Linked DNA regions of Homo sapiens: all the other regions are linked to region 1. A link is a contact called in ENCODE Hi-C or POLR2A ChIA-PET data. All regions are on one chromosome and are shown on one strand. Each heading gives the region's core, a stretch centred on a gene start or an enhancer-like site at or near the end of the contact. The rest is flanking DNA. Distances are from core to core; before and after follow the strand shown. Region 1 holds the start of SNX3 (sorting nexin 3). Region 2 holds the start of MTRES1 (mitochondrial transcription rescue factor 1). Region 3 holds the start of PPIL6 (peptidylprolyl isomerase like 6). Region 4 holds the start of ATG5 (autophagy related 5). Region 5 overlaps CRYBG1 (crystallin beta-gamma domain containing 1). Region 6 holds the start of CDC40 (cell division cycle 40). Region 7 holds the start of ZBTB24-DT (ZBTB24 divergent transcript).

The links. A loop is a pair of places that touch in the nucleus more often than their neighbours do. ChIA-PET counts read pairs that join two places held with the same protein, here RNA polymerase II (POLR2A). Pooled maps may share reads with other maps.
Region 2: a loop to region 1 is called in a map of CD8-positive, alpha-beta T cell, with 10 times the contacts of the local background. The contact joins the promoter of MTRES1 here to the promoter of SNX3 in region 1. A Hi-C loop is called at or near these places in 3 of 168 maps with a recorded cell type or tissue (CD4-positive, alpha-beta T cell, CD8-positive, alpha-beta T cell and naive thymus-derived CD4-positive, alpha-beta T cell) and 9 of 50 pooled maps.
Region 3: a loop to region 1 is called in a map of naive thymus-derived CD4-positive, alpha-beta T cell, with 20 times the contacts of the local background. The contact joins the promoter of PPIL6 here to the promoter of SNX3 in region 1. A Hi-C loop is called at or near these places in 1 of 168 maps with a recorded cell type or tissue (naive thymus-derived CD4-positive, alpha-beta T cell), 2 of 37 single-sample maps with no recorded cell type and 12 of 50 pooled maps. POLR2A ChIA-PET finds 5 or more read pairs at or near these places in 1 of 52 experiments (activated T-cell).
Region 4: a map of naive thymus-derived CD4-positive, alpha-beta T cell shows a loop between it and region 1 (7-fold over the local background). The contact joins the promoter of ATG5 here to the promoter of SNX3 in region 1. A Hi-C loop is called at or near these places in 1 of 168 maps with a recorded cell type or tissue (naive thymus-derived CD4-positive, alpha-beta T cell), 1 of 37 single-sample maps with no recorded cell type and 9 of 50 pooled maps.
Region 5: a loop to region 1 is called in a pooled map, with 25 times the contacts of the local background. The contact joins the enhancer-like site here to the promoter of SNX3 in region 1. A Hi-C loop is called at or near these places in 1 of 37 single-sample maps with no recorded cell type and 9 of 50 pooled maps. POLR2A ChIA-PET finds 5 or more read pairs at or near these places in 1 of 52 experiments (OCI-LY7).
Region 6: a loop to region 1 is called in a map of CD8-positive, alpha-beta T cell, with 4 times the contacts of the local background. The contact joins the promoter of CDC40 here to the promoter of SNX3 in region 1. A Hi-C loop is called at or near these places in 2 of 168 maps with a recorded cell type or tissue (CD8-positive, alpha-beta T cell and naive thymus-derived CD4-positive, alpha-beta T cell) and 12 of 50 pooled maps. POLR2A ChIA-PET finds 5 or more read pairs at or near these places in 1 of 52 experiments (AG04450).
Region 7: a loop to region 1 is called in a map of CD8-positive, alpha-beta T cell, with 30 times the contacts of the local background. The contact joins the promoter of ZBTB24-DT here to the promoter of SNX3 in region 1. A Hi-C loop is called at or near these places in 2 of 168 maps with a recorded cell type or tissue (CD4-positive, alpha-beta memory T cell and CD8-positive, alpha-beta T cell) and 13 of 50 pooled maps. POLR2A ChIA-PET finds 5 or more read pairs at or near these places in 2 of 52 experiments (CD8-positive, alpha-beta memory T cell and activated T-cell).

What each region holds. Positions count from the first base shown.
Region 1 is chr6:108,259,272-108,262,656 of GRCh38, forward strand. It overlaps SNX3 (sorting nexin 3), which reads right to left and starts at 1,769. Exons shown (of 4, transcript NM_003795.6): 1 at 1,489-1,769. The coding sequence starts at 1,650. RefSeq lists silencers at 1,347-1,456, 1,567-1,826 and an enhancer at 1,954-2,789.
Region 2 is chr6:107,026,475-107,029,800 of GRCh38, forward strand. MTRES1 (mitochondrial transcription rescue factor 1) reads left to right here and starts at 1,725. Exons shown (of 4, transcript NM_016487.5): 1 at 1,725-1,797. RefSeq lists a silencer at 1,544-2,013 and enhancers at 2,124-2,233, 2,344-2,443.
Region 3 is chr6:109,439,054-109,442,434 of GRCh38, forward strand. PPIL6 (peptidylprolyl isomerase like 6) reads right to left here and starts at 1,575. Exons shown (of 8, transcript NM_173672.5): 1 at 1,403-1,575. The coding sequence starts at 1,537. SMPD2 (sphingomyelin phosphodiesterase 2) reads left to right here and starts at 1,671. Exons shown (of 10, transcript NM_003080.3): 1 at 1,671-2,118; 2 at 2,304-2,400; 3 at 2,499-2,575; 4 at 2,921-3,014; 5 at 3,157-3,246. The coding sequence starts at 2,069. RefSeq lists silencers at 1,166-1,985, 1,627-1,832 and enhancers at 2,246-2,315, 2,476-2,555.
Region 4 is chr6:106,324,000-106,327,240 of GRCh38, forward strand. It overlaps ATG5 (autophagy related 5), which reads right to left and starts at 1,761. Exons shown (of 8, transcript NM_004849.4): 1 at 1,527-1,761. RefSeq lists enhancers at 1,571-1,620, 1,641-1,960.
Region 5 is chr6:106,518,526-106,521,971 of GRCh38, forward strand. CRYBG1 (crystallin beta-gamma domain containing 1) reads left to right here. Exons shown (of 22, transcript NM_001371242.2): 4 at 606-2,928. Among named protein-coding and RNA genes, the nearest start is that of RTN4IP1, 110 kb to the right of the region's middle. RefSeq lists enhancers at 740-1,939, 1,162-1,651, 2,392-2,441. Within about 2 kb of position 1,251, at least 24 of the 41 ENCODE cell types and tissues checked have a DNase peak (open chromatin) inside an H3K27ac peak, as active enhancers do; they include OCI-LY7, where a contact is called at or near this core.
Region 6 is chr6:110,179,172-110,182,426 of GRCh38, forward strand. CDC40 (cell division cycle 40) reads left to right here and starts at 1,256. Exons shown (of 15, transcript NM_015891.3): 1 at 1,256-1,462. The coding sequence starts at 1,274. WASF1 (WASP family member 1) reads right to left here and starts at 499. Exons shown (of 11, transcript NM_003931.3): 1 at 268-499. RefSeq lists silencers at 1-178, 419-528.
Region 7 is chr6:109,481,643-109,485,016 of GRCh38, forward strand. It overlaps ZBTB24-DT (ZBTB24 divergent transcript), which reads left to right and starts at 2,002. Exons shown (of 4, transcript NR_187591.1): 1 at 2,002-3,195. It overlaps ZBTB24 (zinc finger and BTB domain containing 24), which reads right to left and starts at 1,577. Exons shown (of 7, transcript NM_014797.3): 1 at 1,456-1,577; 2 at 1-412. The coding sequence starts at 384. RefSeq lists silencers at 1,268-1,557, 1,638-2,077.

The DNA of each region.
Region 1 (3,385 bases), core at 519-3,018:
TGCCCAGGCTGGAGTGCAATGGCCCGATCTAGGCTCACGGCAACCTCTGCCTCCCCAGTTCAAGAGATTCTCCGGCCTCAGCCTCCCGAGTAGCTGGGATTACAGGCATGCGCCACCACACCCGGCTAATTTTGTATTTCTAGTAGAGATGGGGTTTCTCCATGCTGGTCAGGCTGGTGTCGAACTCCTGACCTCGGTGATCCGCCCAGCTCGGCCTCCCAAAGTGCTGGGATTACAGGCATGAGCCACCGCGCCCGGCCTATGATCCACATTTTACACATCCATAAGAAGACAACAGTGGCTTGAAACATTAAACTATTCGTTTCATATCTTAAAGTTTGATTAACTTTTTAAAATCAATGCTAACTACGTAAGAATCATTTTTTAAAAATACTTAAGTTTCACAACAATGTGAATATACTACTGAGCTGTATGTACACTTAAAAATGGTTAGGATGGTAAATTTGATTTTTGTGTTTTTCACGACACAAAGTGTGTAAGTTAATGAGAATTTTTTCACTTAAATGTTAATAGTAGCTTGTCATATAAATTTTGATTAAAGGAAAAATCGCTTTACACTTAACTTTTAATAATTTGCTGTCATCTTTAAATTAATGTAATTAATTTTTAAAGATGCTTCCATACATGGGCAAATTCTTTAATCCTGAATTATAGAGTGAAAGTGAAGCACTATTTTCAATTAACATCTTTCAAATCATCTAAATTATTGCCAACAAATACTAGTTATGAAATTAGGTATATTTTATTTCTGTTGATTTCTTTATTCAATTAAGTGCAAATCTCGAATTAAGAGAGCAAGATCCCTAGTCTTTTCTTAAAGCAACTGTAGTTCTGGATTATGAGGTAGGTGACACCACACCTCAGCCTTTGGCAGGGCGGTGGCCCAAAATGCTGAAGTCAACCATGTCCAATCACCCTTCTGGTCTGGCTCAGCCCTATCAAAAATTGTCAGGCTTCTGTGAACTTTCATTAAGTCCCGTTCAGAAGACTGCACAACCCAGGTTACTTTAGCAGCTCGGGAAGGGCCTGGAGCAGCCGGGTTGGCTTGCTACCTCTGGGAAGTCTCCAGGAAGAGAAAACTGGGAAAAGGCTTTAACTTTGCGCAAGCCCCTTTTCTCTGTCAACATCTCTTTCCCTTCCCAGCGAAGGGATGTGTTCTCGAAAGATCTACCCCTTTCCAACTCAAATGTCATTCCCTGATCAGCTGCTGGAGGGGCAAGCGGCGCTCAACCCACGCCCTCCTCTTCGAGCACCTTCTCCAAGTGCCAGCGCGCCGGGCTCGCTCTGCAGCCCCCCACACCAGCCCTACAGGAAGAGGGGCCCTGGCTCACGACCCCGGCCCGCCTCTGCAAGGGGGCTCCCGGCCTGGGAGGCTGTGGCTGCCCGCGGGGGTCCACTCCCGGGTCGAGTGGGGGTGACCAGAGCCAGCGGGAGGGGTTTCTTGGGAGAGGGGAGAGACGGCCTCACCTTGACCCTGATTTCGTAAGTGGTGAAGCGGCCCCGGCCGACCCCCACCGTTTGCGGGTTGCTCACATCGATCTCGAGGAAGTTGCTGGGGGGTCCGTAGGCGTCATTCAGGTTCTGCGGCTTGGTGATCAGCCGCCGGGTGTCAGCCACGGTCTCCGCCATTTCGCTGTAGCTGCTGCCGCCGCCGCGGGCTCCCTCCGCCCCCTCCGCGTTCAGCCGCCGCCGCCGCCGCTGCTGCCCGCCGTGGGGACACGGGGCTCGCGCGCAGCGGTCGCGAAGAGAACGAGCACGTAGAGCGGGCGTTCACCCCGCACGCGAAGCTCCTCCCCGCGCCCCTCAAGCTTCCGCCTCCGAGCCCAGGGGAGAAACGGCTCACTAGCTGGAACGCCACGCCCGGCTCCCGGGAGGCCCGGCCGAGGCTGGGGAGGGGCACTGCGGACTGGGGTGTGAGGAGAAGCGGTGTCATGGGACTCGGGGTCGCAAACAGGTTCCGGCCGGACTACAGCGCCCACAATGCACCGCGAGCGCGCCGCCGCGGGGCTGCGGCCGAGGAGGCGAGGACCCAGACGCCCAGAGCTGGCGCTTCCTGTCTCTCTGCGCCAGCCTCGGCCTGCGGCGGGGTAGAGCGCCGGAAACGGCTTTAGCGGCTTTGGGAATTGCGGGCGAAAGTTAAACGGAGAGATCTTAGAGATTTGCCCGCAAATCGAAACAAAACTGCCCCTACTAACTCTGTGCCAACCTGTGCACCGTCTCACTGTGAACCCCTGAAAATGCCTTTCTGGAGAAGGTTAAGCAAATGCCTGAGATGATTTTGCCATAAACCCGAGCGTTGCACCAGACACGCGTCTGGATTGATAGGTTGAAACCAGTAAAGTGGGGGAGTGAAATAAAAACTAAAGCCCTAGTTAAATCCTAGCATTATGGTCAAATCGATTTTGGAGACAGGTCGGTCCGCTAAAACAAAGTAACAGTAGACCGGCTGCAAGCTGCTTTGGGTGTCCACTTTCGTTTCTCACGAAGTCCTGATAAGTTTTTTTTTTTTTTGAAAAGTATTAAACGTACCTCTACAGGACTGGAAATGCAACTCACATGAGCCTTTTTAAGAAACGGGGAGGAAGGCCGGGCACGGTGGCTTATGCCTGTAATCCCAGCACTTTGGGAGGCCGAGGCGGGCGGATCACGAGGTCAGGAGTTCGATACTAGCCTTGCCCACATGGTGAAACCCCATCTCTACTTAAAAATGCAAAATTAGCTGGGCGTGGTGGTGCGCGCCTGTAATCCCAGCTACTCTGGAGGCTGAGGCAGGAGAATCGCTTGAACCCGGGAGGCAGAGGTTGCAGTGAGCTGAGATCTGCCATTGCACTCCAGCCTGGGTAATAGAGTGAGACTTTGTCTCAAAAAAAAGAAAGAAAGAAACGGGGAGAAAACCCAATTAATTAGGTCCTAGTTCATCTCTTATGGTCCAATGGGAAATGCAGATTTTAAATGTTGAGATACGATACATTTCTATCTCTGCCCAGAGAGTTATCCCTCACAACTATTTCTGCATTTTTTAATATGTCAAGTTTAACACTATAATTACTTTAAATAACCTGATCTTCCCCGCCCCCCTTTTCTTTAGATTTTAAATTATTAGTAATTATTTGTGGAGACGGGATCTCACTGTGATTCCCAGGCTGGTCTCCAACTCCCAGCATCAAAGTGATCCTCCCGCCGTGGCCTCCCATATGTGCTGAGATGACAGGTATGAACCACCGTGCTTGGACTGATCTGTCCCTTGAACTGCAAATTTCTTTTCTTTCTTGCTTTTTTTTTTTTTTTTTTTTTTTTTTTTTTTTTGAGACGGAGTCTCGCTGTGTCGTTCAGGCTGGAGTGCAGTGGCGCATCTTGTCTTACT
Region 2 (3,326 bases), core at 475-2,974, 1.2 Mb before region 1:
TATATAGATAATATTTAAAGCCACGAAATTGTTGGAGATCGACTGGGGAACTAGGATAGATAAAAAGGAAAAAGATTAGAGGTCTAAGTATGGGGCACTTACTCTTTGGCATTCTAAGGATGTAATGAAAAAACAGCTGGCTGGGAGTGGTGGCTCATGCCTGTAATCCCAGCACTTTGAGATGCCAAGGCAGGTGGATCACTTGAGGTCAGGAGTTTGAGACAAGCCTGGCCAATATTGGTGAAACCCTGTCTCTATTAAAACTACAAAAATTAGCCGGGCATGGTGGTGCGTACCTGTAGTCCCAACTACTAAGGAGGCTGAGGCAGGAGAATCGCTTGAACCCGAGAGTGAAGGTTGCAGTGAGCAGAGATCATGCCATTGCACACCAGCCTGGGGGCCAGAGCAGGCCTCATTCTCAAAAACAAAAAAACAAAACAAAACAAAAGAAAAAACAGGGAAGAAGATTAAGTGGCAAGTGAGGTAGGTGAAACCAATGGGGTATCCTATAACTCAAGTAAGTTGAGGAATGAGACCAGACCTTTGGATTTACATTGCAGAGGTCATCTGTGACTTTGACTAGAAGTTTTGTTAGAATGTTGCAGGGTGACATCTTGTTTGGTGTATGAGTCAGAGTTCTCCACAGACAGACCTAATGAGAGAGGGATGGATGGATGGATGGATGGATGGATGGACGAATGGATGGATAGTTGGTTGGGAGGGAAAGGGGAATTGGCTCACGTGTAAATTGCGTTGGTCTTGAAAAGATGTTTCCTTAAACTGCGAGTCTGACGTATTTGCACATTTTTCTGGAAACAACGCCTATATCTCTTGGAGATGTTCAAAGAGGGCGGGCTCGGTGGCTTACACCTGTAATCCCAGCACTTTAAGAGGCTGAGGCTGGAAGATCGCTTCTCTTGAGTCCCAGCCTGGGCAATATGGCGAAACCCCATCTCTACAAACAAAACAAAACAAAACAAAAATTAGCAGGCCGTGGTGGCACACACCTGGAGTCCCAGGTACTGGGGAGGCTGAGGTGGGGAGAACAGCTTGAGCCTGGGTAGCAGAGGTTGCAGTGAGCCGAGATCGCACCATTGCACTCCGGGCAACAGAGTGAGACCCTGTCAAAAAAAAAAATGTTCAAAGGGGTTAGTGGTCCCAGAGAAAGGATCACTTCATTAATAATTAAGATGATTAGCCGGTCATGGTGGCTCACGCCTGTAGTCCCAGCTACTTAGGAGACTGAGGAACGACAATCGCTTGAACCCGGGAGGCGGAGGTCGCAGTGAGCTGAGATTACGCCGCTGCACTCCAGCCTGGGCAAGAGTGAGACTCGGTTTCAAAAAAAAAAAAAAAAGAAAAAAGAATTAAGATGGCCGGGCGCGGTGGCTCACGCCTGTAATCCCAGCACTTTGGGAGGCCGAGGAGAGCGGATCACGAGGGCGGGAGATCGAGACCATCCTGGCTAAAACGGTGAAACCCTGTCTCTGCTAAAAACACAAAAAAATTAGCCGGGCGTGGTGGTGGGCGCCTGTAGTCCCAGCTACTCAGGAGGCTGAGGCAGGAGAATGGCGTGAACCCGGGAGAATGGTGTGCCCCGAGCCTACTTCCCGCGCAGTCCTCCAAGACGCGGCCTCCAGCAGGGGTCGCTGCTTCGCTGCCGCCCTGGCCTCGCGCCCCGCCCGACCCGCTCTCACTGCGCCGGCGCCGGCGGAAGGGGCGGGGCGCAGATAGGGGTAGCCTGGAGGCCTGCAGTCCGCGCGGCCGCGGGGAGGGACGAGAGGGCCTGACGTACAGGTGAGTGCGCCTCTGCTGGCGCGCCGCGCCGGGCCCCCTGCCCGCGCCCCCTGTCACTTCGCCTCTCCGCCCCGCCCACGCTCCCGCCGGGTCTCCCCGTGAGTGTCCCGTGTCCTGCCAGCCTCGGGACGCCCCGCGAGCTCAGGGCTGCGCAGGGACTGTGGTAATTGAGCGCGGCGAAGCCTTCCGTTCCTGCCTCCTGTCGCTCCTGCTGGCTCCGAATGCAGACTGCGAACCCGGGGACGCAGTTGTCCATTTCCTTTGACCTTGGGGACCCAGGAAGGTGCACTGCCCGCGGGGGTGGGGAGGGAGCGAGAGGAATCCGACCCTGTCTCAGCCCACAGCCTCCGAGGTCTCCAAGTAAAGGGAAGGATCTTTAGCTGCATTAGACTTCAAAGCGTTTAGACCAGTTTCTCCATCTTACGGAGCGGTGAACGGGCTCAGGAATGTGGAGCGTTTCCTGGCGTCAAGCAGGTCAAAGTCAGCGCTGCTTTTTTTACAGACACTGCTTTTCTTACAGTCTTCGGTTAGTTCAGATTGTATACCTCTCCTGAAGATGTCACCCAAAACCTCCTATGGGATTCTGCCGTGATCATCTCTCCACTCATCCCACACCAACGCCAAAGAGATCTTTTAAAATGAACTTCCATCAGGTCACTTCCCAGGGTCCATCATTGCGTGTTCTTTTCCTGATTCATTCGAATGCACCCGTCCTCCTGATCAATTTTTATTCCACAGGGTGTTGTTTTGTTTTGTTTTGTTTTGTTTTTTTGAGACGGAGTCTTGCTCTGTCGCCCAGGCTGGAGTGCAATGGCGGGATCTCGGCTCACTGCAAGCTCCGCCTCCCAGGTTCACGCCATTCTCCTGCCTCAGCCTCCCCAGCAGCTGGGACTACAGGCGCACACCGCCACACCCGGCTATTTTTTTTTTTTTTGAGACGCAGTCTCGCTCTGTCGCCCAGGCTGGAGTGCAGTGGCGCGATCTCTGCTCACTGCAAGCTCCGCCTCCCGGGTTCACGCCATTCTCCCGCCTCAGCCTCCCGAGTAGCTGGGACTACAGGCGCCTGCCACCACGCCCGGCTAATTTTTTGTATTTTTAGTAGAGACGGGGTTTCACCGTGTTAGCCAGGATGGTCTCGATTTCCTGACTTCCTGATCCGCACGCCTAAGCCTCCGACAGTGCTGGGATTACAGGCGTGAGCCACCGCGCCCGGCCTGTTTTGTTGTTTTTTTTTTTGACACTCGCTCTGTCGCCGAGGCTAGAATGCACTGGTGTGAACTCGGCTCACTGCAGCCTCCCCCTCCCAGGTTCAAGCGATTCTTCAGCCTCAGCCTCCCAAATAGCTGTGACTACAGGTGTGCACCACCACGCTTGGCTAATTTTTGTATTTTTAGTAGAGACGAGGTTTCACCATGTTGACCAGGCTGGTCTTGAACTCCTGGCCTCAAGTGATCCGCCCGCCTCAGCCTCCCCAAGTACTGGAATTACAGGCATGAGCCACCGCGCCCATACTATTTTTATTTTAGATC
Region 3 (3,381 bases), core at 325-2,824, 1.2 Mb after region 1:
ACCCTATTGCCAAGAAGGCCTAACATATTTACTATCTGGACTTTACAGAAAAAAACTTGTCAACACTTTCTTTACAATGTGGAGTCGGCACAGAAAATATGTGCCTTCAGAAAAAGAGCGAAAAAAAAGAGAAAAAAAATCTCTGAAACTCATTAATACATTAACTTTGTAATTAACTTCATGGCCATTAACTTTGGTAATAAAAGGTTGCTGATCCCGTCTGCCCAAGCAACACAGACCACAATTTCTACTTTTGATGATTCATGTATTATTTTCACAGACTTCTGATCACTTGTTTTCTTTTTATTATTTATTTATTTTGAGACGGGGTCTGGCTCTGTCGCCCAGGCTGGAGGGCAATGGCGCGATCTCAGCTCTCTGCAAACTCCGCCTCCCGGGTTCAAGCGATTCTTGTGCCTCAGCCTCCTGAGTAGCTGGGATTACAGAGACCGCCACCACGCCCGGCTAATTTTTTGTATTTTTAGTAGAAACGGGGTTTCACCATGTTGGCCAGGCTGGTCTAGAACTCCGCCTCTGCCTCCCAAAGTGCTGAGATTATAGGCGTGAGTCACCGCGCCAAGATATCTTCTATTTGGGAACATTTTGTTGTCAAGTATCCAGCTGGGTACTTCGGGAGTTAAAAACATTAATTAAGGCATGGTCCTGGAGTCAAGTGAGCTTCGGCGAGAAGTTTGCCATGGACAGCATTTCTGGAGCAAACCCTGTAAGAAGGGCTGAATTCTACATGCCGACATTTCATACATTTCTCCTGCATTTCAGGTTGTAAGTGTGCTGCAGCATGACTGATCTGGCCAAATTCTTCCAGTTTCCTCAAGTGCTTTTCCTTTAGTATCGTTCTGAGTGTTTACAAAGAAATGATTTTCCAAAGCACTTGTGAAGCATCTAGTTCGATTGGAACGCAGTGACGGCTCTATAAAATTCAAAGAAAAGAATCTCCCCGCATGAATAGTTAACAAAAATCGCTTGGGCCGAGGTGGCGGGGTTGTAAAAATTAGCTAGTTATATAGTAATCATTTTTCCATAAATTTAAATATCTCTAATTAAAGAAAAAATTGACGTAGAACAAAATCTGCGGGTGTGTGTGTGTGTGTCTCGGAGGGGATTACCTTATCTCCCAGCGCGGTTCTGAACCCTTCCTTCGCTCAGTTCTCCCTTTAAAAGTCGCCAAGTGGAACGCCCGCCCCCGGACCCGCACTTGCCCCCCTATACTCTCCTCCCGGTCCTCCAGACGGAGCCCGCCCGGCCAGGACACGCCAGCCCCTTCCTCGGCCGGTGGGGCCTCGACCCCCGCCGCCTCGAGGAGGCGCGGCGCCTGCAGTCCACGCGGCCGAGAGCGGGTAGCGGGGAGGGCCGCCCACGACGGAGGTTTCTCTGTGGTTACCTCAGCGGCGCTCTTCGCAATCTGAAAGTTGGGGCAGCTGAAGAGCCCCACCACCTTCACCTGCAGCGGCCGCTCCGGCAGCGACGGCGAGCCGCACCTAGCGTGCGGGGGCCCGCACGGCTGCGGCCTTGCCATGGCCGCGCCCGGGGACGCCCGGTGACCCCAAACACTGCGCGTCGCTCCGGCAACCGCGCGGCCCCGCCTCCGCCGCTCGCAGGAGGCGGGGCCCAGGGGCGGGTCGAGGGCGGCCCGTGGCGGCTGGGCCTTTCCTCAACTTTGCGCCTGTTGCTGGGCCGCCGGCGCGCGGGCGGCCGCGACCGCCGGGGACGAGCTTGGAGGAAAAGGAACCGGGAGCCGCCCACCCGGGGGCGCTCTCCGGACCCCCAGGGTCCTAGCGCGCGGCCCTTACCGAGCCTGGGCGCCCGGATTTCGGCAGCGGATCGCCTTTCCGGGTTGGCGGCCCGCCTGATTGGGAACAGCCGGCCGGTTGCCGGGGGAACGCGGGAGTCGGGCCCGACCTGAGCCACGCGGGCTTGGTGCCCACCTGTGCGCGCCGCCTGCGAAGAAGGAACGGTCTGGGGAGAAGGCGCCGCCGGCCGCCCCCGTCCCCACCGCGGCCGTCGCTGGAGAGTTCGAGCCGCCTAGCGCCCCTGGAGCTCCCCAACCATGAAGCCCAACTTCTCCCTGCGACTGCGGATCTTCAACCTCAACTGCTGGTGAGTGCGTCTGCGGAGTGCGGTCTGGGGGCCACCTTCCGTTCGCACCCATGCAGCCTTCCTCCCCCTATCCCGCCCCACGATCTCAGGGTGTAGGGAAAACCCGAACCTCCAAAGTCCACATCTGGCCCCAGCGCCGGTGGTCCCAGCAGTCGCCTCCCCTGCCCCGCTCTTCCCTTCCTTAGGGGCATTCCGTACTTGAGCAAGCACCGGGCCGACCGCATGAGGCGCCTGGGAGACTTTCTGAACCAGGAGAGCTTCGACCTGGCTTTGCTGGAGGAGGTGAGATTGTGCAGCACGGTGCGGAACCCAGGCTGGGAGGAGGGACAGACCGTCCCACTGGGGAAAGACCAAGCAGGCATCCTCACCGCTTCCCTCAGGTGTGGAGTGAGCAGGACTTCCAGTACCTGAGACAGAAGCTGTCACCTACCTACCCAGCTGCACACCACTTCCGGAGGTGAGAAGCCCACTGGCCTGAAGCCTGTTGTCATCCCAGGAGGCTCTTGGCCCTGCCAGCCCTTCCCTATCCTGCCTGCACTCTCCAGTCTCCTCCAGCCTCCTCTCCCTCTGGATGTGAGAGAAGGAGAAGGGTGAACCAAGAAGGTCCTATGACTTCAGCCCATTTCAGCTTTGTTTTCTGGCTGCCCTATACTCCTCCAAAGGCTGTCGCCTTGGTTCTAGGGCTAGTCCCAGCAGTAGAAAAAGAAAAAAATAGCTGATCAGAGCTGGAAGACAAGGGAGGGGAAGAAGGCTGGGTGTCTCTCCCTGTTTTTCTGGTTATTAAGCAGGGCTTGGCTTTCAGCGGAATCATTGGCAGTGGCCTCTGTGTCTTCTCCAAACATCCAATCCAGGAGCTTACCCAGCACATCTACACTCTCAATGGCTACCCCTACATGGTAAGGCAGACCTTTGACCTCTTCCACCTCCCTTCCCCACCTCCAGTAATACAAGGTAGAGGAGGCAGCCCTCTGAGAGCTGCAGGGGATGGGCAGAAAGATGGTGGCGGTGCCCTGAGTTTCTATCTCCTCCTGCCTGCAGATCCATCATGGTGACTGGTTCAGTGGGAAGGCTGTGGGGCTGCTGGTGCTCCATCTAAGTGGCATGGTGCTCAACGCCTATGTGACCCATGTGAGTGAAGCTGGCAGTGCCTAGGGCTGGGACATGCAGCCCAGTCCTGGGACAGAGAGATGGTACTTCTCTAGCTCTCATACCTGGGGATGAGGTGTGGGGGCAAGATCTTATAAGGAAGCAATGGGCAAGGCT
Region 4 (3,241 bases), core at 511-3,010, 1.9 Mb before region 1:
CCGTAGGCCTCCAAGTTAATATCATCTTTTCTATGGCCACCACTCCCATCTCTTGGCATTCCCTATACCCCTGCACTGCTTTGGTTTTTTTCTCTAGCACTTTCCGCCACTTGACGTACACAGTTGGCCCTTCCTACCCATGGGTTCTTCGTCCTTGTATTCAACCAATCATGGATGAAAAAATATTCGGGGAAGGAAAAAAAAGTCAGTACTGAACATGTATAGACTCTTTTTTGTCATTATTCCCTAAACAATACACCATAACAACTATTTATACAGCATTTAAGTTGTATTGCGCATTATAAATAATGCAGAGTTGAACTAAAGATAGGAGGATGTGCATAGGTTATCTGCAAACACTACACCATTTTATATCAGGGACTTGAGCATTTGAGGACTTTGGTATCCAAGGGAGGTCCTGGAACCAATCTCCCACAGATGCCGAGGGACAGGAAAGACTGTACCTTAATTTTTGTATCAATGTCTTCTCACCCCATCCCCAAAGTGGAACTTCATGATGGCAGGGATTTTTATTCTTTTGTTTACTATTTTGTTTACTGTTTTGTCCAGTGCCTAACACATAGGAGGTACTCAGTTTGGGGGAAATTAATGAAATAAATACACACTTGAGGTGTGTGCACTATTCTAAAAATCCATATCCATACAGTTCCATTCTGTACACTTTCCCCCAATTTTAAGTAGCATATCTTTGAAGATAAAAGCACAGGCTTAAATCTGGTGTAAAATACCTCTCAATTACTACCCTGAGCACAACATCGTTATTTTCAAATTCAAAATTCAACCAGAAACTCCCTCTATGGAAATCACAAATAGTTCAGTTCAGAGCCAAGTATCCAGTTTCAAGGTCTCAGAAATTTAACAAGCCAATTCTGGAAGGCTTTGGAAGTTCAGCTACTGTCTGGTAAGTCTCCGGGTTCTGATTGCTCAAGACAGGCTGTACCTCCTCACCCCTCAGAAAAATCTAGAACCAATAGTTTCCTAGGTTCCTCAAGTTCAGGATAATTTTAAAATAATCCAAAGTACAAATGAAGTATGTAAAAGTGTCTTGCCAACAGAAAATGTCTTTGGTAGCACTAAATATTGTTATTGAGACAGGGAATATCGTAAATAGATAAATTGCTTGGAGGACATACCCACCGAGTTTGGACAGACTCACACTGCACTGTGCAATAAAGGTTTAAATAACTGTGTTCCACAAACAATTCAGGTCCTGAACTGAACTCTAGAGCCTGCGACTAGACTCTCGCTTTCCTACCTTAGTAAGCAACAGACATGTACCCCAAGAGGGACCCCGCAGGCCACACCCGCCAACCGGCCCCAGGGCTCCGGGCCGGCGTCTCGCCAACTCCACCTTGCCCGGAGGAACCACCTTCACCCGCCATCGCGGCCGGGCGGGCGCTCCTCCAGGCAACTACTCACCCCTCCTTCCTACCACACCTACCTGGCCCCTCCCCAGCCCTCCTCCTCTAGGAATTTCCTCACACAAGGTGGACACACACACGTACCCTACTCCAAGCTATGGCTCCTCCTTCCGGCTCCCCGCACTGGTGGGGACGCCCAGATTCCGCGCTCCGGTGGGGCGGCGGGGCAAGCTGCCCGCCTGACACACTGTCCTGCGGGGACGCGGTAGCAGGACTCCAGGAAGCCCGCGCAGCCGCAAAAAGCACCGGCGCGGAGGTCGGAGCTGAACCCTGCTGCACTTCCGCCCTCTGGTATCCAGCGAATACAACCGGCAACGCTGCGGAGCCCTGGCAGCGCACCACAAGTCCAGTCACCCTCGGCGCCCGGAGATGACGTCACGAGACCCCACGTGGTCCGAACTCCGCCCTCCGTGTTCTGCCTAACCCAGCAAGGAGGCCCGAGTCGCTCTTGAGCATGCGCCAACGGGGCAGTACGCTTGAACTCGCGACCAAACCTCTCCAAGTTCATAGCTTCTACCCTCTTCTGAGAATCTTGCGTCAAAGCGTAGTTATTGGGGCTTGGGGAGGTTAACTTAACAGTTCCACAAAAACAGTTTTTAAAATACTGAAACACTGCCTCCCTAGAGCTTGATCGCAACATCCCTTTCTTCCTGGCATCACACAACAGTATTAATAAAACATTAGTTTTCAAAGTACTTTCCCATCCATTTTCTTATTTGATCTTCTTCTCTACTTTGTTGGAACCACCGCAGGCATTAATAACCTAATTTAACAGAAGACTATATGAGCACTGAACCCTCCCACCCATCCAAGAGTACATATCTTTATCTTACTCTTTGTAAAAATAATTGGGGCCGGGCGCGGTGGCTCACGCCTGTAATCCCAGCACCTTGGGAGGCCGAGGCGGGCGGATCACGAGGTCAGGAGATCGAGACCATCATGGCTAACACGGTGAAACCCCGTCTCTACTAAAAATACAAAAAAAATTAGCCGGGCGCGGTGGCGGGCTTCTGTAGTCCCAGCTACTGGAGAGTCTGAGGCAGGAGAATGGCGTGAACCCGGGAGGTGGAGCTTGCAGTGAGCCAAGATAGGGCCACCGCAGTCCCGCCTGGGCGAAAGAGCGAGACTCCGTCTCAAAAAAAAAATAGTAATAATTGGTAAACTTACTAATAAAGAATCTTTGAATTGGCTCTATCCAGAAGTCTTAGCAGGCATTTAAGGTTTTTCTCTTAATTACACGTGCCTTAACGCCATGCATGTTAAGTAAGTACTGTGCTGAGACTCAAAACAGGTTCTTGATAATTGGGAACATAAGGAAAATTCTAGTAGTAGCCACAGGATTCTTTTAAAAAGAAAAATCTTCTTGGAGTTGGACTAAGTACAATGATTTTCAAATGGTAAATTACAGTACATTAGTGGGTATCTAAATCAAGTTAGGGAAGCATGCCCAGCATCTTTTTAAATGAAATAAAATAGAAAATATCAGCATGCTTCACACATGTAAAGGGTAAATATTGTGTCCCAAAATTTTTACTTCAGTATGTATGTGGTGTACACTGGATAGGAATGTGAAATACATTTCTTAGTAAGGGTAGCAGTCAGAAAAGTTTGAAAGCCACAGTTATGGTCCTCTTCACCTACTCAATGCAGAAATCCTCACTACAGTGTCCCCAGTAAACAGCTATTAGCCTCTGTAAGAAAGCTTGTGGGATTAAGGTGCATTGCCTTCCCAGTGTCAGACAAAAGTATATAAAATTTCCTTTAAAATGTATCTAAAAAATAAGATGGATTTAGGGGCG
Region 5 (3,446 bases), core at 1-2,500, 1.7 Mb before region 1:
ACGTACTCAATAAATTAGTTCATCCCTCATCCCTAGAGTTTCTTGGCTATATAATCTTCCGATCCCTCATATGCAAGCAAAACACCCATTAAAAATAGTTGGTAGTGTACTTAGGACTATTTAAAAATAGTTTCATTAAAAAACAAATGTGGCAGAGAATGGTGGCTCATGCCTGTAATCCCAGCACTTGGGGAGGCCAAGATGGGAGGATTGCTTGAAGCCAGGAGTTTGAGACCAGCCTGGGTGACATAGACCCCATTCTACAAAAAAATAAAAATAAAAAAATTAGTTGGGTGTGTGATATGTGCCTGTAGTCCCAGCTACCTGGGAGGCTGAAGCAGGAGGATTGCCTGAGCCCAGGAGTTCGAGGCTGCAGCAATCTATGATCACACTGCTGTACTCCAGTCTTGGCGACAGAGCAAGACCTTGTCTTAAAAACACATGTGTGCGCACACACACACACACATACACACACACACACACCACACTCCAAATGTTATATATCAGGGAGATGTTGGCTTTTCATAGTTTTATAATTAATTGGTTTGTGTGTTCACTTTTTAAAACTAGGTCAATAACTTTATCTTCCTGCTTTTTCCTCACAGCCCTGCCAAGCCCAAACATGTGGAACTAAATCTTAAAACCCCTAAGAATCTTGACAGTTTGGGAAATGAGCACAATCCATTTAGCCAGCCAGTTCACAAAGGCAACACTGCCACCAAAATCTCCTTATTTGAAAACAAACGGACAAACAGTAGCCCAAGACACACTGACATTCGAGGCCAAAGGAATACTCCTGCCTCTAGTAAAACGTTTGTTGGGAGGGCAAAGCTGAATTTAGCCAAAAAAGCCAAAGAAATGGAGCAACCTGAAAAGAAAGTAATGCCAAACAGTCCCCAGAATGGTGTGCTGGTTAAGGAAACTGCTATAGAAACCAAAGTTACCGTCTCGGAAGAAGAGATTCTGCCAGCAACCAGAGGAATGAATGGAGACTCTTCTGAGAATCAAGCTCTTGGTCCTCAGCCTAACCAAGATGATAAAGCAGATGTACAAACAGATGCTGGCTGCCTTTCAGAACCAGTGGCTTCTGCTCTGATTCCTGTCAAGGATCATAAGCTCTTAGAGAAGGAGGACTCAGAGGCTGCAGACAGCAAAAGCCTTGTACTTGAAAATGTAACCGATACAGCACAAGACATCCCCACCACTGTGGATACCAAAGATTTACCTCCAACGGCCATGCCAAAGCCACAGCATACATTTTCTGACTCACAGTCCCCTGCTGAGTCATCTCCTGGGCCTTCTCTTTCACTGTCTGCACCCGCTCCTGGGGATGTTCCCAAAGACACATGTGTTCAATCACCCATAAGCAGTTTCCCATGCACTGATCTAAAAGTGTCAGAAAACCATAAAGGATGTGTTTTGCCTGTGTCTCGTCAGAACAATGAGAAAATGCCACTTTTAGAACTTGGAGGAGAAACAACCCCTCCTTTGTCCACAGAGCGTAGTCCAGAAGCTGTGGGAAGTGAGTGTCCATCCAGAGTCCTCGTCCAGGTCAGGTCCTTCGTGCTCCCCGTGGAGAGCACCCAGGATGTGAGCTCCCAGGTCATCCCAGAGAGCTCTGAAGTTAGAGAAGTGCAGTTGCCAACTTGTCACAGTAATGAACCTGAAGTGGTTTCCGTTGCAAGTTGTGCTCCCCCACAAGAGGAAGTACTGGGCAATGAACACTCTCATTGCACAGCAGAGCTCGCGGCAAAATCTGGCCCACAAGTCATACCGCCAGCATCAGAGAAAACTCTGCCTATTCAGGCTCAAAGTCAGGGCAGCAGAACACCCCTGATGGCTGAATCCAGTCCCACCAACTCTCCCAGCAGCGGAAATCACTTAGCCACTCCTCAAAGGCCAGATCAGACTGTTACAAATGGCCAGGATAGCCCTGCCAGCCTTTTGAACATTTCTGCTGGTAGTGATGATAGTGTATTTGATTCTTCTTCTGATATGGAAAAATTCACTGAAATTATAAAACAGATGGATAGCGCAGTTTGTATGCCCATGAAAAGAAAGAAGGCCAGGATGCCAAACTCTCCTGCTCCTCACTTTGCCATGCCTCCTATTCACGAAGACCATTTAGAAAAGGTGTTTGATCCCAAAGTGTTTACCTTTGGTTTGGGGAAGAAGAAGGAAAGTCAGCCAGAAATGTCACCGGCTTTACATTTGATGCAGAACCTTGACACAAAATCCAAACTGAGACCCAAACGTGCATCTGCTGAACAGAGCGTCCTCTTCAAGTCCCTGCACACCAACACTAATGGGAACAGTGAGCCTCTGGTGATGCCGGAAATCAATGACAAAGAGAACAGGGACGTCACAAATGGTGGCATTAAGAGATCGAGACTAGAAAAAAGTGCACTTTTCTCAAGCTTGTTATCTTCTTTACCACAAGACAAAATCTTTTCTCCTTCTGTGACATCAGTCAACACTATGACCACGGCTTTCAGTACTTCTCAGAACGGTTCCCTATCTCAGTCTTCAGTGTCACAGCCCACGACTGAGGGTGCCCCGCCCTGTGGTTTGAACAAAGAACAGTCAAATCTTCTGCCCGACAACTCCTTAAAGGTCTTCAATTTCAACTCGTCAAGTACATCACACTCCAGTTTGAAAAGTCCAAGCCACATGGAAAAATACCCGCAAAAAGAGAAAACCAAAGAAGATCTGGATTCACGAAGCAACCTACACTTGCCAGAAACTAAATTTTCTGAATTGTCAAAACTGAAGAATGATGATATGGAAAAGGCTAATCATATTGAAAGTGTTATTAAATCAAACTTGCCAAACTGTGCAAACAGTGACACCGACTTCATGGGTCTTTTCAAATCAAGCCGGTATGACCCAAGCATTTCTTTTTCTGGAATGTCATTATCAGACACAATGGTAAGTAGCAATGTGTTATTATTTATTTGGGGTATTTTTAAAGCAAGGGAAGAGAAGGATGATGAGCAACTCATGTTATTCTTTTAGAAATGGTTAAGCTTATGTGCTATAGTTTTTATTCATTCATCACATATTTGAAAACCTGCAATGTACAAGGGACCGTTAGAGTGCAAGAAAAAAATGTACTAAGAGTCTTCACTGAAGGCATCTGTAGTCTTGCAGGGAGATAAAGCTACAAATGCTCTAAGGCACATGATCTTTTTTTTTTTTTTTTTTTTTTTTTGAGACAGAGTCTCGCTCTGTCGCCCAGGCTGGAGTGCAGTGGTGCAATCTCAGCTCACTGCAACCTCCACCTCCTGGGTTCAAGCGATTCTTCTGCCTCGGCTTCCCTAGTAGCAGGGAATGCAGGCGCGTGCCACCACGCCTGGCTAATTTTTGTATTTTTAGTAAAGACTGAAAATACAAATACGGGGGTTTTACCATATTGGCTGGGCTGGTCTCGAACTCCTGACCTCGTG
Region 6 (3,255 bases), core at 6-2,505, 1.9 Mb after region 1:
AGAGCAGCCCCGGGGCGGTCCCTGCAGCCAAGCCCCAGGCGCGCCCGCCGCCGTCTCCCTCGGCACCCAGCCCCGCTGGCGGGTGGGCGGTGGGCGCTCGGAAAACCCGCGGATGGGGGTGGGGGCCGGGGCGGGGAAGGCGCGCCCATCCATCCCCGTCACCTTTGCGGGCCACACACCACTCGGTCTGCTCCGGCCAGTAAGGAAGAGTTCCTCTCCCAACACCCCCTCCCCGAAAAAAGCAATTCCTCAGGGACTCGCGCTCACCGTGAAATCTTGGGGGCTCACGCCTTACCCCTTCTTCATGCTTCGGCAGCGGTCGCCGGTCCCCCTCGGCTCGCGGGACTCCGCCTAGAGCCCCCAGGAGGGTCGGGCTCTGGGGCGGAACCCGCTCAGGGCAGCGGCCCAGGCGCCAGGCCACAGGGAACGCCGCCTGGGGCGCCAACCCGCCGCCGGACCCACCGTGTGCTCGACGCGCGAGTGAACAACACCGCGAGCTGCCGTTCCCCCCGCCCCCTCCCCGCGCGAGACGCTCCACAACCGGGCGCAGGGACCCGCGCCAGAAGCAGGGGGGACCGCGAGACTCTTTCCGCCTATGGTCCCATCCTTGCCCCCCGCCCCAGGAGCTATTCCTGGCCAGTCAGAGGTCTCAAAACTTCAGATTCTCACTTTCCTCTTCAGCCTCCAGTGCCCAGGTGCAGCCGAGGTGGGAAATCCAGCCTCCGCCCACTCCCCCATTAGTGGGGCCGAAGCTCGCTCTTCCCCCCTTTCCTGAGGTTCTGTGGTATTGCCCAATCCTCAGTTTGGGGGAGGGGGACGAAGAGAACACTGCTTGGCTAGGGAATGAGGGAAGATGATAGCCAATTGAATGGAACATCCATTCGGGGGCGGGGTCAAAGGGGGACACGCCCCCGTTCCGCCCCCTCGTTGCAAACTACACTTCCCATTGTGCCCTCTCGCGCTTCCTGCCGCGCTGCACGCTGGGAGTGCAGGACCGCGAGGCCTCAAGGTATTTTGGAACTCATATTCTTTAGTCAACTAGGTCCTAAATGTTATAAACTATTATAATTCTCCCTTTTTCCCTAGATAAACTTTTTTAAGCTCTCAGCTCGACAGTAGTTATTCTAATAATAATTAGCTTATTGTTTCAAAATGTAAGACATTATTTCTTAGCAAAGAAAGTTAATGATGTGTTCCATTGCAATCTGTCAGGACCTGGGAGCCTCTTCTTCTTCCGCCCTGGCAGGGTCTCCGCAGAAGATTTGTTGCCGTCATGTCGGCTGCGATTGCAGCTCTGGCCGCTTCCTATGGTTCGGGTTCAGGGTCCGAATCGGACTCGGACAGTGAGAGCAGTCGGTGTCCGCTGCCAGCCGCCGACTCCCTCATGCACTTGACTAAATCGCCTTCATCAAAGCCGTCTCTAGCAGTGGCAGTGGACTCGGCTCCGGAGGTGGCAGTTAAGGTAAGCACTTTTGCTACTAATGCAGTGTGGGAATTGTTGGCTTCAGCTCCAGAACTGCCAGCCGCTTGTTAGGTACCGGGTTACCTCTTTCTCAGTGCTCAGAGATAAGTTGCTAACGTTTGAATTTCTTCTCCTTCCCACATGCATCCTCGGGAGAGGCAGAATTGGAAGTTCGGAATAGCCCTCCGATGCTCTCTGCCCTTGCCTCCCGCCATCAGAAAGCAAGTGGAAGGAGGGGATGAAATTTGAATTTGTGGATTAGGGACATAGCCTGGAAAGTGCAGGTGTAATCTCGGAACATAAGTGAAATTAGATCAGGACTTCCCAAACTAGAGTATTGTGTGAGCAGTGGCCTCGATTTGTCTTATTTTTGAAGAACTAGGTTCTAATCCTGGCACCACCACTTGTGTGAACTTGGACAAGTTATGCAGCCTCCTTTCTTTCCTCACCTGTACAGTGGAGATCATTTTCAAAACATCTGTCTACATGAAAAGATGAGTGTGAAAATTGAGTGAAATTACACAAATAAAGCATATAGCACAGAGCCAACTAGTGAGAGTGCAGTAAATGTTTTATGATTGTGTGTGTTAATACAGTGAGAAAAAGGCCTTGGATTTGAGAAACAGCTGCATGATCTCAATGGAGGAAGCTGATTAATAAGGCAAGAGTTTCCAGGCAGAGGTGACAGGCAAGCCTGAGAACGCAAAGAGCCTAGTGGGTTTGAAGAACTGAGGAAAAGCTGATGTGTCTGGAGCCTGATGAGAGCATCTACCAATTGGTAGTGTAGGCCCAGTAGAGCCCGAGGTAGGTGATCAGCTCAAGATGTGAAGAGGGGAGGCGGTGTCCAAAAATTCCTTTGTATCATGTCCCCAAGTCTAGTTTAATGACTTAAGAAGTGTTTTACAGGTTTTTAACAAGCTGTATGTGAATTTTACTTTTTAAAAATGGACATCTGTCATGAAAGAATGCTTAGAATCCTCCTAACTTCCTATCAAAACAAAACTTTCCAAACTTAAGCCCCTCCAGTAACCTCCTGAGTCTTCTCCTTTCACAGCTCAGCTTTTTGGAGCTCTCTTTTTGTCTTCGTCTCATTTTCTCCTCAACCCAATGCAGTCTGGCCCTATCCTCTTGGGAAACTACTGTCTGTGAGTGATGTCCCAGGCCTTCCAGTTGTCAAGTTCAGCCATCTGACTTAAATGTCTGCATCAAATGACACTGTTCATTAGTTCCTCTTTCTTGAAACTTTCTCTCCGTTTCGCTTCCATGGGGCTCTACTCAGCATTCTGTTCCAATTATTTTACTCTCCCTTTTCAATACTGGTGTTTCCCAGGACTCTGCTCTTAGTCCTCTTTGCATTCCACATATTCTCCCATACCTTCAACCTCAGGCTGTGCTGCTTCTAGCTCAAGGTGAACACCGTGAAATGGTTAGCACAGGCTCTGGAATTAAGACTGTAATTCAAATCCTGCCTCCAGCACTTACCCACCTGGGGACCTTGGATAAGTTACTTAAATGCTCTGTACCTAATTTTTGCTGATCTGTAAAGTAGGAATAACAGTAGTACCTATCTAACAGAATTATAATAATTGTCATAAAAGATGTAAAGCCCTTTTAACAGTGCCACACACAATGAACACTAATTAAATGCTTGCTATCCTTTTATTTCCAGTTCTATCCTCCTTGCTAGCTTACGATCTTGAGAGGTATATAAAAATCTCCCACAGTAATTGTACATTTGTCTTTTGCAGGTTGGCGCTCAGCCACCTCCAATTCAGTGTGTCGAAAAATTATTT
Region 7 (3,374 bases), core at 752-3,251, 1.2 Mb after region 1:
GAAGTCTGTGTAAGCCTTTACCAGGTCATAGACTTTTAAGAACTGAGCAGTAGCCAGGATTTGTTCTGTACTTTTCTCACTGGCATGGAGATAACCTGTGTAGATAAATTCCAGCAGGATACCAAAGGTGTCTGCAACCATGCCTTCCAGCATATAAATGGATTGGCCGATTTCCCCCTCTTCTGCAAACATCATTGAGAAGTATTCACTACTGGCAGCAAGTAAGGCTTTGTGGGCCCGGAAATGTACATTCTCCACGATTAAAGTAATGTCACAGAGGAAGCCTTTCTTCCTCTGATCCTCAAAACTGGCCAGCACAGTGTCACTGTGAGCGTCTGAGTGTACAACAAGCTGCCCAGAAGGCTCTGGCGATGTTTCTGCCATTTTCTTCAGAAGCCACTAAGGGTTAAATCTGAAATAAGAAAACAAGGTTTAAAAAGGAGAAAGCACTGTCTAAAAGGTTAATGCCAGCCCACATGAACTTCCTATTCACTTCACATCATTAACTGAATTTTACCATTACCATTTTTGTCTGTCTACAAACTTAGCTCTGGGCCCGGGCGCAGTGGCCTCACGCCTGTAATCCCAGCACTTTGGGAGGCCGAGGCCGACGGATCACTTGAGACCAGCCTGGGCAACATGGAGAGAATTCATCTATACAAAAAATACAAAAATTAGCCTGGCGTGGTGGCGCCCGCCTGTGGTCCCAGCTACTCAGGAGGCTGCGGCAGGAGCATCACCTGAGCCTGGGAGTTCGAGGTTGCCGTGAGCCGTGATCGTGCCACTGCACTCCAGCCTGGGCGACAGAACGAGACCACCACCTCAAAAAACAAAAACAAAACAACTTAGCTCGCGGTTTTTTTTTTTTGAGACGGAGTCTCGCTCTATCGCCCAGGCTGGAGTGCAGTGGCGCAATCTCGGCTCACTGCAACCTCCGCCTCCCAGGTTCAAGCAATTCTCTCCCTCAGCCTCCTGCCGCACATTAACTAGCTGAGTGACTCTCCAGTATTCATGGAACGGTTCAGGGTCTACCTTCTATAAAATGAAGGAATGGGATTAACCATCTCCAAAATCCTCCGCAAGCACGAACTTTCTATGGTTGCACAACTATTTCAGGGAGAACGAAGCTGCCTCCATCTCCCAGATTATTAGCCATTTCGTATGTGGGAACCAATGTGAAGAGTGAAGAAATGTGCACGTGCAAAGTGAATGTGAGGTAGCTGCAATAAAATACTAATAACTTAAGCTGCGTGGGGCCGCCAGACACACTAGGGGCGGCGCGGAGCCCCCCGCAGCCCCGGGTGGTCCCAGCAGGGAGAGGTGGCGCGGAAAGACCCCCACCTCCCCGCCCAGGCCCCGCGGGCCCGACTGGGGAGCACACGGCGGGGGAGGGGTCGGCGCGGCAGACCTACCGCTCAGGGGCGCCCGGTGGGGTCCGGGTCGCTGCCAACTCACCCGGCGGCCTGGCGGGAGACCCACGCCGGGGCCCGCTGGCCCTCCGCTCCGCCCCGCCCGCCTCTGGGGCTTCTGCGCCGCACCGGTTTCTGCTCCTGCGCCGCCGCCGCAGCCACAGCCACAGCCAACCCGGAAGCGCGGCGCCAAGAGCCGCTTGCGCGCGGACGCCGAACCACGTGGCCCGCAGAGGCGCCCCTGGAGGTGGGGGCCACGAGAGCGGCGGGGAGGGGAAGGGAGGTGAGGGGCGGGGCGGGGCGAGATGGCGGGGCGGGGCGGGGCGGGGCAAGGCGGGGCAAGGCAGGGCAAGGCGGGGCGCGAAGGCAGTTCAAGGGTTGGGGCGTGGCAGGGGAGGGGAGGGGCAAGGCGGGGCGAGAATGCAGGCCTGGGGTCGGGGGAGCCGCGGCGGGGCGGGGCAGGGCGGGGCGAGATGGCAGGCCCGGGGCTTTGGGGCCGGGGCCGGGGCCGGGGCCGGGGCAGGGCGGGGAGGGGCGCGGCTTCGGAGGAGGGACAGTGGCCGGGGCGGGGCGCGGCCAGGGGCGGGGCGGTGTCGGCGCCCGAGGTCCTGCGTGTGGCACTGCCGGGGAGCCCAGGCAGGAGCGACTTTTGCGGTGAATTGGGGGCAATGGACAGGAGAGGCGTTGTGACCCCTCCCTTTGGGAAGTTTTATATCGTATTAAACTGTTAGCTCAACGCCAATACCTTAATTTTATCTCTTCTCCGACACCGAATCTGGTGTTGTTCTTGAATGTATAAAGGCATGAAATCCCCCTTACCGTCATCATCATTGTCATCATCATCACCATCGTCATTATCTAGTGCTAATATAATAACTATTACTTACCTCCTAAATGTTTTTCACATCTGCCTCCTTTTCCTCCCCACTCCTGATGCCTTAGTCTAAGGGAATGAAGAGAGCACTGCAGTCAGAGAAACCTGGGTTCTGAGAGATCTTGGGCAAATTACTTACCCTCACAACTTCTTTACCTTACCTGTAAAATGGAGATGTTAACACTAGTGCCACTTTGGTAGGGTTGCTATTGCATAAACAAAATTAAGTATGTAATGGGCTTAGGAAATGCCTGGTTTAATTCGTCTGCTGTGATTAAAATGATCATTATTATTCAAACTTTCATCATCTTTGTTCAATAGACTGTTTCTAACTGGTCTCAGCTGCAGCGTTGTTCTCTTTAATTCGCAGAAGTACAGAGGATTTCTCCAAGTACATATGAGATCCAGAGACTAGAGTCACTCCTTGGCTTAGAATCCATGTGGCTCCCACATGCCCTCTGGATAAAGTCCAGGCTTCTTAATGTGGTCTACAAGCCCCATCCAGATCTACTCCCCACCTGCTTCCATCCATTTATTTCAGCATTTTCTCTCTCTTAGCCAATACCTAATTACTTATTTTTCTGCCCATTTCCAGATTCCCAACATGCCATCTATAGCCTCCCTGATCTTGAACCGGAGGTGTAATTAGCAACCTGGCTCTTACATTTTTACTAGATTTTATTAAAACTAGCTCAAGCCACACATGCTCCTTCTCTGAGGTTTCCCTTTCATATTGAATTGTCTCTAAGTCCTCTGGATTTGTGGGGGTACAAGTGGGATGGGGAGCGCTCCCTGACTTCTGCATACCAGCAGGAAGTTAGCTACCTCATTGTTTCTTGCTGCTACGAGGGTTGCAGTCAAATCACTGTCCCTCCAGAGGTCCTCAACGGCATAAGAAGACTCAGTGCCAAGGTAAGCCAGGTACTTCCATTTCCTCATTCAATCATTGCTCACTGGAGCATAATCCTGCGAGGAAAGACTGAGTCTGGAGGATCTTCCAGCATCAGCCACCCACAACACAGACTAGCCCTTTCTTCAAGGCAATTTTGTTTTGGATCCATACTGACTTTTTCAAAACTTTTGTTCTTGTT